Regions from separate parts of the Homo sapiens genome. Here regions 1 and 2 are each linked to region 3. Evidence: chromatin contacts called from ENCODE Hi-C or POLR2A ChIA-PET data. All regions are on one chromosome and are shown on one strand. The core of a region is the stretch at or near the end of the contact, and the rest is flanking DNA. Distances in the headings are between cores, read along the strand shown. Region 1 overlaps TIAM2 (TIAM Rac1 associated GEF 2). Region 2 overlaps NOX3 (NADPH oxidase 3). Region 3 has its middle 89 kb from the start of ARID1B.

Evidence for each region. Hi-C counts contacts between places; a loop is a spot of excess contacts on that map. ChIA-PET counts read pairs that join two places held with the same protein, here RNA polymerase II (POLR2A). Pooled maps may share reads with other maps.
Region 1: a pooled map shows a loop between it and region 3 (10-fold over the local background). The contact joins two enhancer-like sites. A Hi-C loop is called at or near these places in 6 of 37 single-sample maps with no recorded cell type and 9 of 50 pooled maps.
Region 2: a map of CD8-positive, alpha-beta T cell shows a loop between it and region 3 (20-fold over the local background). The contact joins two enhancer-like sites. A Hi-C loop is called at or near these places in 2 of 168 maps with a recorded cell type or tissue (CD8-positive, alpha-beta T cell and naive thymus-derived CD4-positive, alpha-beta T cell) and 10 of 50 pooled maps. POLR2A ChIA-PET finds 5 or more read pairs at or near these places in 1 of 52 experiments (activated T-cell).

What each region holds. Positions count from the first base shown.
Region 1 is chr6:155,169,885-155,172,584 of GRCh38, reverse strand. The region is part of intron 9 of TIAM2 (TIAM Rac1 associated GEF 2); the gene reads right to left. Among named protein-coding and RNA genes, the nearest start is that of CLDN20, 93 kb to the left of the region's middle. RefSeq lists enhancers at 729-788, 819-1,238, 1,279-1,338. Within about 2 kb of position 1,269, at least 18 of the 41 ENCODE cell types and tissues checked have a DNase peak (open chromatin) inside an H3K27ac peak, as active enhancers do.
Region 2 is chr6:155,417,224-155,419,923 of GRCh38, reverse strand. The region is part of intron 10 of NOX3 (NADPH oxidase 3); the gene reads left to right. Among named protein-coding and RNA genes, the nearest start is that of NOX3, 37 kb to the left of the region's middle. RefSeq lists enhancers at 1,313-1,372, 1,473-1,622. Within about 2 kb of position 1,368, at least 9 of the 41 ENCODE cell types and tissues checked have a DNase peak (open chromatin) inside an H3K27ac peak, as active enhancers do.
Region 3 is chr6:156,687,518-156,690,217 of GRCh38, reverse strand. No RefSeq gene overlaps it. Among named protein-coding and RNA genes, the nearest start is that of ARID1B, 89 kb to the left of the region's middle. RefSeq lists a silencer at 2,693-2,700 and an enhancer at 2,356-2,700. Within about 2 kb of position 1,402, at least 8 of the 41 ENCODE cell types and tissues checked have a DNase peak (open chromatin) inside an H3K27ac peak, as active enhancers do.

The DNA.
Region 1 (2,700 bases), core at 20-2,519, 1.5 Mb after region 3:
AATACAATAATAGCAAGGCAATCCAGGTCAAATCTCAGCCTTGTTAGGGGCTGTTATCTAGTGCCTCTGCACTTCTGTTCCTTCACCTTCAAAAGAGGTTAAAAACGCCAGCCTCGTGGGGTGGTTAGGAGACTGATGGGAGGAATTGCATTTGAAAGACATAAATTGTAAAGATTTTTTTTGGAAGCTGAGGCTGGATCAGGGCATTATACTGTACTGGGAGTAGCTACTGCATTTCAGCGATGGCCACTATAAAGAACTTCCTGAGAATCATCCTTTGTTCCAAAGCCCTGGGCCACTGTTCTGGCCACTGCTGCTCAGATCACCTTGCAGTCAGCTCCAACTGGCCATCACGACACGGGAACATCACTGGGCTGCAGCCACAGTCACTCCAGACTGACTAGTGAACGTCTGCAAATCACTTTAGCTCTCCTTGGAGGGCATTCCACAGAAGTATTTATTATTATTATTATTACATCAATGGTCCTGAAACCACATGTCAAATTACTTATGCTCAGTATGCAGCAAGGAGAAAAAATTGAAACTCCGTGTGTTCTCACAGCAGATGCTTTTGGATCAAATGGCTTGTAATTACTACTTGGATCACTGAAGGGAAGTGAGTAGCAAAATCACAATCTGGCTGTCACAAATGGGCCCAAACCACCACAGTGGCTGATAAAAGGAAAGTCTATTTGCAAGGGAGATGAGGAGAAAACACAAAAGGGAGTTGCACGCTCCCAGTTTTCTTAACAACAGTAAAATGTCATAGAAGAGAAAGTGTTTATTTCCTTCTTGGACTGAGGCCCACACATCGGTTGATATGAAAGAAAAACAAAGATGGATCTAGCTAGCTCGCTAGCTGTATGCATATATATATGCTATGTAGGGTTGTGTATTAATATTCTCTCTAAACAGATTACCATACTGTGGTGAAGAGTAAGCTGTTTCATTCATATTTTCCATTTAAGAAAACAATATTAGGGGGTTTGTTTTGGTTTTGGGGTTTTTTGGGGTTTTTTAGGTTTTTTTTTCAGTTTACAGCTCATGACTAAGATGACAATACTGCATTCACTCACTGCCACAGAAAGTTGGAATACCCCAAGCCAATTTTCCAGAAGAAGGGGCCAAGGCCCAGGGGCTGTCACAATTTCTGCAATGAAGCTTCTGGGGTTGCCGCCATCTGAGCCTTAGTGGGGACTTTGTTGTCACAATCTCCATGACAAACACCTCCCTTCAAAGGCCGTGTAAGACTCACTATTACTCATCCAGACGTTCGTTATGAAAAGCTTTCATTTTTGGCAAGCCAAAGTGTCCTCTAAAAAAATGTTCAAGTAAGACTGGCTTTATTCCAGACTTAACAGATTTTGAATTAGGGTGACTCACTGTTGGGCTGTTATATGATGCATCAATTAGAGTGAAATAGTTTAAAATGCACACGGCCCCTCCCTCACAACAGCCTTTCTGTGTTATAGAAATGGGCGTAATGTACTTATTGTATAAAAATAGGTTTGTGCAGGTTACAAGTATTCTCCAAGAATGATTAGCAGATGAAAAGTAGCAAAATGAAATATTAATTATTTAGCCAGCTCAGGCAGAATTTTAAGTCCCAGAGATATAAAAAAACAAATTACACCCTTAGTTCTATCTGCCATTCTATCTGAATCTAGTTATCTGGGTACGATAGCACAGAAATTACAGAGGCTGCATTAAAATTGTCCTATAAATGAAAGGAATTTCTTCAGTATCCCTACATCACAAGTAATGCTTAGCTAAAACAAATAGGAGTAAAACAAATGCAGAAATCATAGTTTCTTCTCACTCCTTAGAGCATCGATGGGACCTGTTGATTTGAGCCCATCTTAAGCACTAAGCTTAAATTCTCACTGTAAGTGGCTACATCAGCAAAATTTATTTTCAAAGTCCAACATAAACTCTGTTAATAGGAAGTGTACTGATGCTATAGTTTCATAACTTTCTTTTTTCAGGGATGGGGTCTTACTCTGCCACCCAGGTCAGAGTGCAGTGGTGCGATCTTGGCTCACTGCAACCTCTGCCTCCCAGGCTCAAGCAATCCTCCCACCTCAGCCTCCGAGGAGCAAGCCACTACACTCGGATAATTTTTTGCATTTTTGATAGAGACAGGGTTTCACCATGTTGCCCAGGCTAGTCTCAAATGATCCACCTGACTCAGCCTCCCAAAATTCTGGGATTACAGGCACGAGCCACCATGCCAGGCCTCTTAACTTTCAAAGTAAGAATTTTACATTGTTATATAATGCTGGAAGAGATAGGACCCTAAAATTATGGGCCTTTATTACAAATCAGTCATCCTCAGCCATTAAATGACTACATCTAATAGAAATAGGGCATATATAAACTATATCGATTACAAGCTTTCCTGGGAGCCATGACATACGCACTTGACAGAGTGGCTAACAGTAAGAGATGGTAAGTGCAGAGTAAGAACTGGCTGGGTGCAGTGGCTCACGCCTGTAATCTCGGCACTTTGGGAGACTGAGGTGGGTGGATCGCGACGTCAGGAGTTCAAGACCAGCCTGGCCAACATAGTGAAACCCCATCTCTACTAAAAATACAAAAATTAGCCAGCCTTGGTGGCAGGTGCCTGTAATCCCAGCTACTCAGGAGGCTGAGGCAGAAGAACTGCTTCAACCTGGGAGGCAGAGGTTTCAGTGAGCCGAG
Region 2 (2,700 bases), core at 119-2,618, 1.3 Mb after region 3:
CACAATTTTCTTTAAAATTTAAGGGTATTAAGGTTTTGTTTATGTAACCAAAAAAATTCTTCAATGATTTTTACTAAATTCCAATTATTTTACTAGGAATATAGAGGAAAAATCTTATAAGAACCCCCAAAAATTTTAAAATTCATACAGGAGCCTACAAAATCTTAATTTTGCCTCCTTTCTCAGCATTCCATTGTCATTCCTGGGCTCTGCTTGTGGCGTTTCTCAAGGCTTTCAGCACTGCAGTCACCACAAAACCATAAAATAGGGACATTGATCTCTATTCCAAGAAACAGAAACAGTAGAGTAAAAAATATAAAAGCAATGTTTTCATCGCTTATAAAAATGTGAGGGACTATTTGGACACGACTCAGGTGAAAATAAGGGCAGAAATAATGTCATATGGGAGAAAGGAAGCTAAAGTGTGGAATCATAAAATAACTTAAAGGTCCTAATCTCCTAGCTTTGCATAGGACCATGAAAGTCAGTATCTGCACCTCGAGCGGAGATGATTTGTCCAAAGTCACCCAGCTTGTTCACCACTGAGTCAGGACCTGAGCATGTGTTTCTGATTTCTGCTTCAAAGTTCTTTCATGGAAGAAGTGAGGTTTTCATGCTATTGAAAGTTTGGGCTGAAAATTACAGTTCAGATCCAATTCCTTAAGCGTCTGCAGGCATGAGAACAGGTTTAGGAAGTTTCTCTCTTTTAAAGCAACTTTGTGTTGGTTTGAGTATAGCTACTATTAGGCTTATGTAACTAATATTTGTCAGGGCTACCTACATGCTTTTGAGATATAAAGACTACTCCTTCCACTAAACTGTCAGAGTCTATATAATTTTTGAAGTGCCACAGAGCAAAGCAGTACATATTTATCTAACGGTGTCTTCACAATTTTAAGTCTGGACTATAGTTTTCAGATTGTCCTCTTTTGTAATAAGGAAGGAAAGGACAACTCGCATAGGCGTTGAGAGCCAGAATTTTAAGCTTAAATGGTTAACTGCGATTAGGTGGGATTTTTTTTTCCTCCATGTGTAAAAACACTGGTTGGCATAAGGCATACATTTTTACACACAAAACTCAAGTTGCAAGTCTATAGGAAAAAATGTGCACCAAAGTTTTCTCAATTGTCACCGTTGCAAACTAGAACTTCTTTACCCTTCTCCTCTGTTGCATTATTCTAGAAAACTTCTAAGTAAAATGCAGGAGCACAACCAATAAGGCGCCTGCCACTTCCTCAGTGGGAAGCGTCATAAGTAGTACTTTCCATTTGAAGCTGATGTCTTAAAATATCTTTGTTTCTAAGTACTTTTGTTTTGAAAGATCTGGGAGGGGGCGGGGAGTGGAAGGGGAGGGGGAAGAATGGGCAGGAGGGGATTTCCCAAGAAGGCCAAATAACAAGAAGTATAATGATGGCTTGCTGTGATGAAAATGGAAAAAAGTTGTAATACATGAAAGAAATATTTTCAACGCAGAAGTAAGAGCCAAACTTCACTGAGTTGAAGGCAGCTGAGAACGCTGTGCCCCTGTGGGATGAGGGAAGGCTGAGGGTGGTTGAGAATTCTCTGTGATGCAATATGGAGGAAGCTGAATGCTGGGGGTGAAAAATGCCCTCTAGCAATAAAGTCCTCCACCTCCTGCCTAACGGGTATGATTAATTCTACATCACACTCAATTTGTGAAAAGAGCTCTTGAAAAAAAATTAGGACGGTTTGCTTGTGCAAACTGTCAAAATGATGAATGAAATAGGTGTGTATGAATGGGGAGGGAGGGGGAGGATTGCTGACATAAATAGATTGGCTTACACATTTTAGTTCTCCCTAATATCACAGCTGTGCAGTCAGGACTGAGACAACTGCCAACTGCAAGATGCGGTTCGTTTTCTTAACTGCATATGTAGTCTTCAGACTACGATACAACAGATTATACAAGAACTGAGATAATCTCATTTCTTCATAAATTGTCTTCCTTCATCAGCTCCATAATATATAACCATGATAATGGGTATTTATAGTGTGTCCCATGCAAAATGGCCTTTGGGTTCTTAACCTAATATAATAAACAGATAATTCAAATAAAAAGACAGCACGGGCCAGTGGGAACAAGGGAAAGAGGCCAAAAAAGACAAAAAATCCATACTCTACTAAAATATATTAATAAAACAAAGGAGGGCCTGCTCTCTTTTCTAGTGAATGAAAAATGCATTTAATTTAATCTGTTTACTTTGAGAAATTATTTACTTTCACTTTCCCTCACACTGGAGCTCTGACTACTCCTGGAACTGATCATCTCTACTAATCACCAAGATTCCTGCCATCAGTTGGCCTCTTTAGGAGGGGCCATTCATGCTTCTCCTAAAGAAATGTATGCTTCTTGTCTTTCCTCGGAGGGCCTCAAAAGGCCTCAGTACCCCATCAGCCCTCACCATTGCTCTGTGCGGAAGTGACCAGTATTAATATGTTTAATATCTTGGTTTATTAACCACAGATTGCGTGACTACAGTCTTCTTGCAAAAGAGTCCAATGAAATACACAAACATTTTAAAATCTCCCTTCACCTCCCTCCCCAAACTAAACACCTCCCCAACTTTGCTCCCTAAGAAACTCACCATTAAACAGTTGAATATGTCTCATTCCATTCCTTTTCCATGCATTTATATGCATATACCTATACACATTCATGCATAAATAGGGGTGTGTGTG
Region 3 (2,700 bases), core at 153-2,652:
AGGTGCCAGGATGTGCCAAGCACTTTGGATATGGAGCTCATTTTGCCCTCCAACCCTATGGAGTAGGAATGCTAACACCTAGATTTTCAGGGGAATAGATGGCAAACTGGAGCAGGTAGGTCACTTTCTCAAGGTCACGAAACTAGTAAGTAGCTGTGTCAGTCAGGGTGACTTAAACTGAGCTTTGATAACAAAGAGCTCCCAAATCTTAGTGGCTTACAATATCAAAGATTTATTCCTCCCTCCTGCTAAATGTCTACCAAGGTCTCTGGAGGCTTCTTCCTCAATCTAGGACCTCGGCAGACACTACCAGGACACTGCTGGTTGTCATGCAAGTGGAAAAGGAGAAGACCGCAAAGTGCTCAATGCTGGCACATGTTACTTCTGTTTATTTTGTTGGCCAGAGGCTGTCACATGGTACCTGTAACTTCAGAGGGCCAAGGAAGTACACTCTTATTATCTCAAAGGGAGAGGAGGAATTTTTGCAGACAGCTCTAATGACCACCACAGTGGTAAAGGAAGGATCCCAGAAGAAAGGCATTTTCTAAAGCCTATGCTCTTTGCTCCTATGAGAGCTTCCACTCACGGAGCCCTGGGCGCCTCGTGGGGTCTGAGCACTAAGCGTTTTACAGATATCATTTCTGGTCTTCATAGCCACTTGTTAGGTAGATGCTAATATTCCCTTCATTTCGAGATCAGGTTGCTGAGGCCCAGACAGGTCTTGAAGTAGCTTGAGCCAGATGGTACAGAGAGTACCAAATAGCACGTGTGCAGGCCTCTGATTAGTATGACTCGGGAGGCTCTCTTCTTTCCTTCTTTGCCTTGAGGATTTCCAATGCCACAGACATCATTTCAGTTTCACAACAGAAAACTCACATACATTTTCACAAGATTAAAACTTTGCTTAATCTTGTGTTCATTTATTGTTTTATTAATTGCTCATTGTAAAAATTCAGGTAATACAGGCATGAAGGAGAAAGCGAAAAATCACTAACAATCAAAACATCAAGAGAGAGCCGCTGCTAACATTTTAAGTATGTCCCTCCAGATCTGCTCATCTGTAACTTGTTTCTTCACATAACAATAGGTTGTGAACATCCTTCCAATAAATACACTGCAGTTTTAATGACTGCATAATACTCTATTGAGTGACTGTGCTACAATTTAAAATTCCTTGATGATCCACATTTATCTTCTGTTTAATCTCTCCCTCTTCTCTTGTTAATTCTGAGTTCCAGCTCTTTCTTAACAGTGATGTCTAAAATCTCCTGTGTCTTATGATACAGGATAAGACACAGGTCTCTTATGATAAGAGACCTTATGCTTTCGCATTGTTATGGTCAAAGATCTTTAATCAAAACACTAGTTCCTCTTTGTTACCTCTTTTCTTTCTCCCTCTTTCATAAAGAGCCCCCACAAATGGTATTAAATGTTTTGTTCTGGGAGTTTCAGGCCAGGGATTTTCCTTGACATTTCTTTTTTGTTTCATGTACTTTTTCTGAAATTCCCCAATAAACTGTCCTGTTTTTCTTTTTACTTTTGTTTTTGTATATCCACATTGCTTATTTTATTATATATTTGCATGCCCATATTCCAGAACCACTGAACAGCATGTTTTGTGCTTTTCCTGGCTGTTACCTGTGTGGCAAGGTATTCAGTGGCTTCCTGGCTTCCTTTTCTATGCCCCCTGAGTAACCCCCTATGCAGATTCATCACTTTCCTACTCATTGTAGGTTCCCTGCTTTGCTCATGTTGTTCCCTCAACCTGGAGTGGCCTTTACTGTCATCTAGAGTTGGTCTTCAGAATCCAGCTCAAATGCCTGGCCTTTCACAAAGCACCGTCTGACCCTTTAACTGTTCTTTCCTCTGTGCTTGGTAGCATTTTACTATCACCTCCAATATATACTCAGGAGTCATCTACTGAGCACCTATGGTGTACCCTGGAGGGCTGGGGCAGAACAGACAACAATCAGCCTTGGTATCCACCCTCTAGGAGTCCGGGGAAATAGGAAAACAGAACTGGAACCCAGTGTAGTCCAGGCTGAAATGGAGGTCAGCAGAGACGCCAAGATAATGACAGGGCCACGCCAGCGCTCGCTGGCTTTTCTTTAACGCACGTTTTCCCTTAGTAAAAATCAAGATCCTGAGGGAGAAGTGATCCTTTTTAATTCGCCTTTTCGGGACTTTGTGGCAGCGCTTAACGCGCCTTATGCTTAATGGCACACGTCGGGGGGCTCCCGGGAGATGACGGGTGGGCGGACCCCAGGCGCAGGTCCAGTCCCATTACCCACATTTCCCGGAGCCCAGTCTACTTTTCACATCTTTCATTCCCCCTGAAATAGATGCACATTCGCCTCCAGATTTAGAATAGGAGCAATGAGTATTTCACGAAAGCCTGGAAAATATGACTTTTCCAGAAATGGCTTAAGTCGGTCATAGATCTTCAGGCTCCTGGCAACTGCGGGACGGGGGTGTGCCCTAATTGCATCCATTTCCTCCCAGGCCTGATTGGGAATCTTGCACCGGCATCGCGAGCCCCGCTCTTCGGCCTCCAGGAGCGAGTGAGGGACGCGGGAGAGGGGCTTTTCTTCGGCGTGCGCGTCCCCCTGCCGCCGGCTTCTCCAGCTCCTCGCCGGGCCGCGCTGCCGCCCAAACTCCGCGGCGCCGCCCGCTCCGCGCCCGGCTCCGGCCCAGGTTTTG